Linked DNA regions of Homo sapiens: region 1 is linked to region 2. The links are chromatin loops, found by intact Hi-C in ENCODE. Cell type or tissue: prostate gland. All regions are shown on one strand. Each heading gives the region's core, and the rest is flanking DNA. Links, peaks and the distances in the headings are about the cores only.

Region 1 (5,246 bases), core at 466-4,465, 530 kb after region 2:
GGTGTTGAGTCCTATGACTTTTCCATGTGCACAGTGCAAGCTGTTGGTGGACTTACCATTCAGGGGTCTGAAGGATGGCAGCCTTCTTCTCAGAGATCCACTAGGCAGCACCTCAGTGGCCACTCTGTGTGGGAGCTCCAACCCCACATTTCCCCTCTGAATTGCCCTAGTAGAGGTTCTCCATGAGGGTTCCGCCCCTTCAGCAGAAAACTGCCTGGACATCCAGGTGTTTCCATACATCCTCTGAAATCTAGGCGGAGGCTTCCAAAGCTCAACTATTATCTTCTGTGCACCCACAGGCCCAACACCACCTGGAAGCTGCCAAGGTTTGGGGCTTGCACCCTCTGAAGCCACAGCCCAAGCTGCATCTTGGCTCATTTTAGCCATGGCTGGAGCTGGAGTGGCTGGGACACAGGGCTCCAAGTCCCAAAGCTGCACAGAGCAGCAGGGCCCTGGGCCTGACCCATGAAGCCATTTTTCTCTCCCAGGCCTCCATACGTGTGATGGGAGGGGCTGCCATGAAGGTGTTTGACATGCTCCACAGACATTTCCCCATTGTCTTGGCTTTTAATAGTCAGCTCCTCATTACTTATACAAATTTCTGTAGCCAGCTTGAAATCCTCCTCAGAAAATGGGTTTTTCTTTTCCACCACATAATCAGCCTGCAAATTTTCCAAACCCTTATGCTCTACTTCCCTTTTAAACATAAATTCCAATTTCAAACCATGTCTTTATGAATGCATATAACTGAATGCTTTCAGAATAAGCCAGGTTACCTCTTGAATGCTTTGCTGCTTAGAAAGATCTTCCACCAGATACTCTAAATCATCTCTCTCAAATTCAAGGTTCCACAGAGCCCTAGGGCAGGGGCAAAATGCCACCAGTCTTTTCGCTAAAGCATAGCATGAGTGGCCTTTACCCCAGCTCCCAATAAGTTCCTTACCTCCATCTGAGACCACTTCACCCTGGAATTCATTGTCCATATCACTGTCAGCATTTTAGTCAATACCATTCAACAAGTCTCTAGGAAGTTCCAAACTTTCCCACATCTTCCTGTCTTCTTCTGAGCCCTCCAAAGTGTTTCAACCACTCTGTGTTACCCAGTTCCAAACTCACATCCACATTTTTAGGTTATCTTTATAGCAGTATCCAACTTCTGGTACCAATTATCTGTATTAGTCCATTTCACACTGCTATAATGTTACCTGAAACTAGGAAATTTATAAACAAAAAATGTTTAATTGACTCACAGTTCCACATGGCTAGGGAGGCTTCATCAAACTTACAATCATGGCGGAAGGAGAAGGGGAAGCAGGCACCTTCTTCACAAGGTGGCAGGAGAGAGAACATGCCAGGGAAACTACCACTTTTAAAACCATCAGATCTTGTGAGAATTCCCTCACTATCATGAGAACAGCATAAAGGAAACTGCCCCCATGATCCAATCATCTCCTACCAGGTCCCTCTCTTGACATGTGGGGTTTAAAATTCCACATGAAATTTGGGTGGGGAAACAGAGCCAAACCATGCCAGTTAGTAAGCATTCTAGGTTAATTGAGGAAAGGATAGCTTAACATGGTTTTAACCCAGCTTAACATGGTTTTAACCCTGTACCTTGCAAAAGAAAAACCTTGAGATTTGTACTCTTGGACCAGGGTTTCTCGACTGTGGCATTATTGTCATTTTGGGCCAGATAGTTTTTCTCTTGTGAAGGGTTGTCCTGTGTGTTATATGAAGTCTAGAAGTATCCAAAGTCTCGACTCAGATGATGCCAATTATAGCTATACATTGAGACAACCAAAAATGTCTCTGGACATTACCAAGTGTCCCATATAAGCAAAATTGCCCCTTTGGAGAAGCAGTCCCCTAGATGTATCTTATCTTATAAGAACTTTTACAATAGCTGTGAATGGCTTCTTGTTATCCTCCCAGATATCACCATTAATTAGACTTTTTGTCTGTTTCCAAATTGCTCCACACCTTCCCCGAAGTATCAGGTACTCTGTGTATCATTAAAGATATTATTCTTATAATTAAATACCAAGAACTTATATTGAATTGGTTTAATAAAGACTACTAGAGTTCTCTGCTTGTTACAATCTCTTTTTCCTAAAGGTTTCCAAAATTCTGGTTTATCTTAGCCTGACAATAAGTTAGCATTTAACTGCTCAGCTGTTGGGCATTCTCTTTTATAGCCAGGGCTCTCTAGAGAATTGAGTTGTTCACAGAAAATACCAAAGGGACATCTGTAGTATTCTCTTCTCTGCTTTGTCTCTGCCTTGACCCAAATTCTCTTCTTGCATCAGGTTCGAGCTACAGTAATTGGAGGCCCAAAGAAGGCTAGTTTATCCTAATGATATAAAAATAGTTACTAACTTACACGTACAGTGTTCTATGAATGGATTTATGCATATTCTTTTAAAAACATGTACGGAGCTTTATATACAAAAACTGGGAAGAAGACAAACTGGAATTTCCATTGTCCTTCCTTCCCAACTTTGCATTCTAATATTAGTTTAAATTTGATCCACTTTCATCTTTACTTGGAAAGTATGAATTTAAAAAATAGAGCTTTCCAATTTTCCTTTCAAGATATGCCACGTACTTAAATGCTCTTCAGGCTTCTAATAGCAGAAAATATCCATTATGTTTTGTTTGCGACAATCAGGGTGGAGAAAATAATGTTTTGGCTCTTCTGAGGAAGAAAGGGCTTCTGGAAAAATGCTAGCAAGTGTTTAAATAATTATAATCACACACATAAAATTAAGTATTCTTAGAAATGCATTATGGTGCTTTTTTTTTTTACTGGGTAGGGTAAATAAGGAACAGATTTTTATTTTTATTTTTTTGGTTTTATTAGGGACATTTTATAAATCACAATGCAGTGAAGTTCACCACATGAGTCGAGCTGGCCCACTGCCACTACTCAGCTCTGTAAAAGCACCAGCTCTCCTTTGAATTCCGAGAACAGCTCTTGGCCTGTGAGAACATCTGGGGCTCAAAGTTTTGGAAAGAAACAGTTCAGGTCCCTTTAGAAGGGCTCTCCCTATGGTGGGAACCGGAGTGTGCACACACTTAAAAAGGATTTTGTAGTACCATTGGCCAGAGGCATTGGCTTAGAGCTCTAGCACCAGGGAAGATCAATGTGAGACCAAAACAGATCCCCAAGAAGCTTCATGAAGTCATTCAGTGGGATTCAGGGGCCCAGAGTATGTTTTGTATATCTTCTGTATTCTTTTTCTATGATTTTTCTTAGGGAAAATGAGTGTATTACGGCTGATGGGTCTTGCATTCTCCTAAAATAGTGATGAAGAAAGGGAGACAGTGTGAAAAAGGCAGGGGCTTAAGGGTATATTCAGGGGAGCCCAAGCAAAGCTGATTCCACATGTAAAGGGCTGCCTCATGAATTCTGACAGTGATTTTCAAAGCACAGAATGTAGACATTAACAGGTGAGTAGTCTTGTCTAACAGTTATATGGGGGAAAGCCACTCATAAACGTAGAACTGGTAGTTGTCTAATCTACCAGAGGAAAGCTCCCTTAACTGCACCCCTGTCTATTCACTTGGGGGGCTCTGCCCCATCAGCTGCCAATAATGGCATGTCCTGTTCCTTGTGGAGGGGGGAGAAACAGGAAAAGGTGGGTAGAGAGAGGTGTACTCACACATAGGCATGTGTGTATTTATCTTCAGCAAGAATATTTTCTTCCTGACTCATTCAGGATGCTTTAAGATGAAGAGAGATAGTATTCATTAAACATAATTACCTGAATGATTTTAATTACAAATCATTAAGGAGAGATATAGCCTTGTATTTTCTTAGAAAATGGAGCACTTAAGAAATCATGTTGCCCCTTTCTCTGATCTTTTGGCTTTACAGATGCATGTTAGGGAGTGTAATTTGGATAAAGCTGCGGGAGCTCTGAGGTATATAAAATTAAATTACACTGCCAACAAAATGAGATTTCTTTGGCTCACCCTCGTCCTCTCTTTTGAGATTCAAAGGCCCTGCCAAGTGCCCCGCCAAGTGCCCCAAGATGATTAATTCTGAGAGCCCCCACGTGGCATAGGCTACTAACCTTTCCTTTTGAATCCAACATTGTTCACTATCTTTGCTGCCACCTTGCTTTATGGGTCCAAAGCCACCTTGTTGTGACAGTGCCTTAGTGCAATATTCTCAATGACATTGCTGCTGTGGGTCTGACTGGGTGAGTACTGAGTATAACTGCAGTCTCTAGAACTCAGAAAATGTCAAAAGTGAGCTGTTATAAGCCCTAAAATGTGGTGCATCTCCCTTTCCCTTTTCACACTGTACAAAAGGGCTGCGTGGCATTGCGAATAATTCGTAAAGAGGTATTTTCATTCCACTTAACATTCATTTCTGCCTACTACTCTATGGGGCTTTTTTGGGTGACAAACAAGATAACAGACATTGTACTCATTGCTTGCTGTAGACTCAGTCTCCCTTTGAGCTACTTTTGAGGCACCTTTTCTCTGGATAAGTCTTCCTCAGGGAATGCTTAGGTTCCTTATGCAAATGAACTTATGGTAGGCTACTTCCCAGGCATCCAGACAGATTAAGGTAACAGAGTTTGGGTTCAAGCCCAGATCCCAATTCCTATATATTAGTTGTAATTTGAGGATATTTTAATATATTCTATTTGAAAATAAAATCAAGGGAAAAAATGGGACAGCAATCTGTATATGCGAAATCTGTATATTCTACAATAAGAGAACAGGACAAGCCAAGATGAACAATCACCTAACATTTCAATTTTGTTTGGTTTGGTTTGGTTTGGTTTTTTGGTTTGTTTTCAGTCAGTCTTAATTAAGGTATATATTCCTTCCTAATGAATATTTATTGGAAATGTAATGTTTTGTTTTCTGCAAAATAACAGACTAATTATTAAGTAGATATGTTTGAAATTCCTGGCTGACTAAATAAACGTATCTACATTTCTTTCTTTCAAATTAGCTTAATGTGAGTCATTAAAGACCAAGTGGGTCCAGGAGTTCATTGGCATTCTGATATATTATTGTATTCATTATATAGCTGGATATATAAATTTCAAGATCTGTAGAAAATACTGGCTGGTTTATCTAACATTCCTTCATATAGAGAACAACCATTTATATTTGTCCATAGAGGACAAGATCAATTGAGTTTAAAATGAAGACACTTTATCTTTCAGTAACTTCTGATCCTTCAATAACTTCTGATTCAGTAACTTCAAATCTTTTAGTAACTT
Region 2 (5,246 bases), core at 412-4,411:
ACCCCCTTTACTTAACCAGGCCTCAGTTTCTTCCCTTGTAAAGATGAAGAAAGTAACACTGGCCTTCTAGGGTTGTAAGGATTGATGATGACATATGTGAAGAAGCACCTAGTGCAGCTGCTCTGGCATGGAGTAGGTCTTCTTTGCCTGGCAGCAATTCTCTGAGTCTCAAATGCCTTTGACTTCAGGGTATACCATTATTTTATGTGCCACTAAGAAAAAAATATCACTTCAGTGATCATGCCATTGATTTTAAGAGAGGGTCTGGATTTTAGGGAGATGAAAATGTGATTATGAGCGATACCCCAGGAACCACTTCCATTAACCTCGGATGTCTTGGAACCTCCAGCTCATTCTTTTCCTTTGCGATAGTTCCACTCAGTGGATCTCTTTCCTTTGCTCACTCAGTTTGTTCCTTAGGTGGCCTCTGACACTTCAGGGCAGGGATGGGATGGGGCTGGAAACAGAGAACATAGGGTTGGTAATTCACCATGTCTGGCACTATCCAGTTCTCCTATGAGAAGGCCTGAGAGTTTAGGCAATTAGATTCAGGCCTTTCAGGGTCTGGTCCCTCCTCCTTGCTCAGCCCCTCCTCTCACTAAATCCCTGCATGAAAACTATACTCCAGTCACATTGTCCTCTTTGCCTTTACCCAAATGGGCCATTTATTTTCATGCCTCTGGGGTCTTTGTTTATGCTGTTTCTTCTACATAGAGATCTATCTTTTCACACCTTTAAAAATCCTTCTGCCTGGTGTGGTGGCCCACGCCTATAATCTTAGCACTTTAGGAAGCTGAGGCGGGAGGATCACTTGAGGGCAGGAGTTGAAGACCAGCCTGGGCAACATAGCAAGATCTTGTCTCTACAGAGAATTTAGTTGGGCCTGGTGGTATGTGCCTGTAGTCCTAGCTACTTGGGCGGCTGAAGCAGGAGGATTGCTTGAGCCTAGGAGTTTGAGGCTGCAGTGAGCTATGACTGCCCCGCTGTCCTCCAGCCTGGGCAACAGAGCGTGACCCTGTCTCTAAACATAACAAAATAAAACAAAATATTTCTGGGCTTAGTCAGATGCCACCTCCTTAGAAAACCTTCCTTGATTGTCCTAGTCTTATTTAATTAGCTCTTCCTTTGCACTCTTACTATACTGATGGTTATCTCTATCTCTCCCTCTTTTCTTTTGATCTTAGTAAGATCTAACTCTGTTCTGGGCTGTCTTCTTCATTGGTTTGTAGACTGCCCCAGGAACAGAAATCAAGTCTAACTTATCTATATTCTTATAGAACTTAGCATATTGTGTTTGATCAAGGAATGTTTGACAAATGGATGAGCATTCCCTTTACAGAATGAGATTGAACTACAGGAAGAAGAAGAATCTGTGAGTTCAAAGAGGTGTCAGGGCCAGGAGATGCGGAGAGATGAAATGTTCTGACCTTCATTATCAGGGAAAATGTGTCTGATGGGTCATGTCACTATGCTAAAGAGCACAGGGATTCTCATAACCATAATATTTTCTGTTTCCAATTCTCAGATAATAATGAAGGTGGTGATAATGATGATTAAAGCTAACCTTTATTGAGGACTTTTTACAGGCCAAGCATAGCTAACCTTTATTGAAGACTTATAAACCAAGCATAGTTTTAAATATTTTACATATATGTACTCTTTAATACTCACAAGCAATCCTATGAGGTTAATACTCATACTGTCCCTTTGACAGCTGAGGAAATGGAAATAGCTATTTCTATTAGTGATGTGTTATGGAAATTAGACTTTCAGCCACCACAGGTAATAGGAGCCCTAATACAGAGCCCAGGAAATAGAGAGCATGACCTTTCTTGCCTTCTTGATAAATGATGTAATACATCCATGGAAGAATGGTGGCTCTCCTCTGTTAACAAGAATTACATTCACAAGCACTGAGAAAATATACCTCTGAAGCACACAACCTGGGTTTTTTTTTCTTGCCTCTTAACACATTCAACTTTTATTTCTGCACTTAATTGATACAAAAAGTGTGATTTATTAAGACTTTGGTTGTTTCTGTTTGTTTGTTTGTGAGACAGAGCCTTGCTCTGTTGTCCAGGCTGGAGTGCAGTGGCACCATCTCAGCTTACTGCAACCTCTGGCTCCCGGGTCCAAGCAATTCTCCTGCCTCAGCCTCCCAACTAGCTGGGATTACAAGCATGTGCCACCACGCCCAGCTAATTTTTGTGTTTTTAGTCAAGATGGGGTTTCACCATGTTGGTCAGGCTGGTCTCGAACTGATCTCAAGTGATCCATCCGCCTCGGTCTCCCAAAGTGCTGGGATTATAGGCCCGAGCCACCGTGCCCAGCCTTGGTTTTGTTTTTGAACTGCAATCATTTTCCTCACAAAAATTTTGATAAATTTTATTGATAGGGCATTCCTATTTCAGAGAATTAATTTATTTGGGAAGGCAAGATGATATACAATGAGCATGATGACTTTGGAGCTGGACAGACCCATTAAATAAAGAAAGGAGAATAAATAAAAGGGAATTGTACCAAAGGAATCTCAAAGGCTGAAATGGAAGCGGTAACATCAAAGACAAGAAATCCTACTCCAGGCCTGTGGCAGTTGTTAAAGAGTGGTCCTGTTTTGGTTAGCAACTTGGCTCTCTCAGTGCAAGTCATTAAAACTGCCTCATTGATATTTAAGTTGCTTCCTACCGAATTCAGATCTTGGCTCTGCCACTGTCGGCTTTGCAGCTGGATTTGAAACCCCTTCACTTAGCCCAGCCTCAGTTTCTTCATTTGTAAAGAAGAACATCGACTTTCTAGGGGTTGTAAAGGATGATGTGTGTGAAAAAGCACCTGGTGCAGCTGCTTCTGGCCTTCTTTCCACAGCAGCTATTATTCATCGAATCTCATTGACTTTAAAATGCACCACTATTTTATGTGCCACTAACAAAGAAATATCACTGCCCATTTAACTATTAGTTATAACATTAACTAAATGTCACTGCCAATTAACTCAGCCATTGATTATAAGAGAGAATCTGGATTTTAGAAATAATAGAATATGAAAAATATATAGAATCAGTGAAATCACATAAAGGTTTGTGAAATAAAGAATAGCGGTCTATGTGCACATGGTATAGAGTGCTATAGCAGAAGTACATGGAAAATGAAATTAAGTGGAGGCATGACATCTGCCCTCAGAAACGTTTTCTAGTTAATGAATGTTAGGAGCCCATCTGTGGAATCAAGAACAGGAGATCCACATAGTATATACTCCTCCCAGCCAGAGTCTTGGAAATCAAAATTTTTTTGTTTTTATTTTATTTTTGACATCTCAAGATTTACCATTTGTTTCAAAGGGTATATAAATTTTTAGGGGAATTTTTTTTTTTTCGAGACAGTCTCACTCTGTTGCCCAGGCTGGAGTAAGTGGCACAGACATGGCTCACTGAAGCCTCCATCTCCTGGGCTCTAGTTATCCTCCTGCCTCAGCCTCTACAATAGTTGGGACCACAGGCATGCACCACCATGCCTGGCTAATTTTTTCAATTTTTTTGTAGAGCTGGGGTCTTGTCATGTTGTTCAAGCTGGTCTTGAACTCTTGGCCTGAAGCAATCCTCCTGCCTCTGCCTTCTAAAGTGCTGGGATCACAGATGTGAGCCACCGCACCCAGCCGGGAAAAATTATTTAAACTATTTGAACTGATCTCTGAAGGTTCATATGTGTCACATAGTACTTGCCTCTTTATTTTTCTGGATCCCAAAGTCCAAAATCAAAGAACAGAGGGGATGTTGCCTATAAAAGACTGACATGCAGGCGGGGCTTCTATGTAATGTGCTTCTGGGGCTGGTTTCGCTTCTCCTCACAGGTGTCCTGTCTCTCATCACTTCCACTGGTTGAAAAGAAACCAGGACATTTGGAGTCAAGGCTGAGGCAGGTCAGGCAGCTGTGGTTATACTCATGTAGACCTCATCTCACCTCCGCAACCAAGCACTGGCCACAGCCGCCTCTTAGCCTTCAGGCAATTCATTTTAAAGGCGGCTTTAGCAATAGTATGACATTACGGTGTAGAAATCTAAAAGAGGAGGCCGGGTGCAGTGGCTGGCGCCTGTAATCCCAGCACTTTGGGAGGCTGAGGCGGGTGGATCACCTGGGGTCAGGAGTTTGAAACTAGCCTGGCCAATATGGTGAAACCCTGTCTCTACTTAAAATACAAAAATTAGCCGGGCATGGTGGTAGGCGCCTGTAATCCCAGCTACTTGGGAGGCTGAGGCAGGAGAATTGCTCGAACCCGGGAGGCAGAGGTTGCAGTGAGCCGAGATTGCGCCACTGCACTCCAGCCTGGGAGACAAGAGCAAGACTTCATCTGAAAAATGAAAAAAAAAAAAAAAGAAATCTCAAAGAGGAAGCTGGATGAGATGAAGGGGAGGGGCTGGTCGAGAGTAACTGCAGAGGGTTTGAGGAGTAGAAATGATATCAGAGAGGGGAAGCCACACTAAGGCCTTGGGTAGTTGTTCACAGTGCAACATATTCTCTCAGTGAGTTAGCATCCTGGCTTTCCTGGGGCAACCCAGTAACACCACTTCAGTGATGTGGAAAAACATTGCTGTCCAAGAGGAATTGAATTCACTGGCTTTAGTGTCTGTTAGGAGGGAAAGCCTCATCGTGCTGAGAAAGCGGTCCTCCCTGGGCCGGGACCATCCCTTCATTCTCTCAAATGAACGCTTGGATTTGTTACTGCCTGATAAGTCAGAAATGTTTGGCTTAGATGTTCCCTCAACCACAATGACTTGAGGAACTTAAGGCAAATGGAAAATGCTTCCTGGATATTGTAAAGTCCAAACCTTCTGGAAATAGTTTGAATGCATTTCCATCCCTCCACAGGCAGCTGTTTTTCTCTCACACTAGCATGTTCCACTAGCGTGTCCCCGTCCCTCAGGCCTTCCAAGCTATCTATATGTCGGTAATTATGAAACAGGTTATTTCTGAAGAAGAGACGCTGCGTTTCTGAAGAAAAAGTCATGGAGTAGCTATTTAAGAATAACACTGGTCTTTTGGAGTTGTTGTTTCAGGAAGTACTGTAGTATCTTTTTGGTCTTCTGAAAGAAAAAGAAAAACGTTGTGACTGTGACTTTGGCTCTGTTTATTTTACTTTTCTTATCTAACCCACACGACACTGACAAATACCACATCTGTCTTGACAAGCTAGTTTGCAAATAACTATTCATTCATAATTTTAGGCTATTGTAAGAATCCTTATTTGTTACTTC

Evidence for each region. Hi-C counts contacts between places; a loop is a spot of excess contacts. Peaks named below come from ENCODE experiments on the same cell type or tissue, not always from the same donor. Only the 100,000 strongest peaks of a DNase experiment are listed, where the experiment ranks them.
Region 1: a loop joins it to region 2, with 2.2 times the contacts of the local background. A loop is called at or near these places in 5 of 110 quality-filtered maps.

Annotation. Positions count from the first base shown.
Region 1 is chr1:218,883,708-218,888,953 of GRCh38, forward strand. No RefSeq gene overlaps it. Among named protein-coding and RNA genes, the nearest start is that of LINC01710, 32 kb to the right of the region's middle. In prostate gland, for the core only: no CTCF peak of the experiment used is centred there; a DNase peak (open chromatin) is centred at 2,934.
Region 2 is chr1:218,352,868-218,358,113 of GRCh38, forward strand. All of the region lies in intron 1 of TGFB2 (transforming growth factor beta 2), which reads left to right. Among named protein-coding and RNA genes, the nearest start is that of TGFB2-AS1, 9.8 kb to the left of the region's middle. In prostate gland, for the core only: no CTCF peak of the experiment used is centred there; no DNase peak of the experiment used is centred there.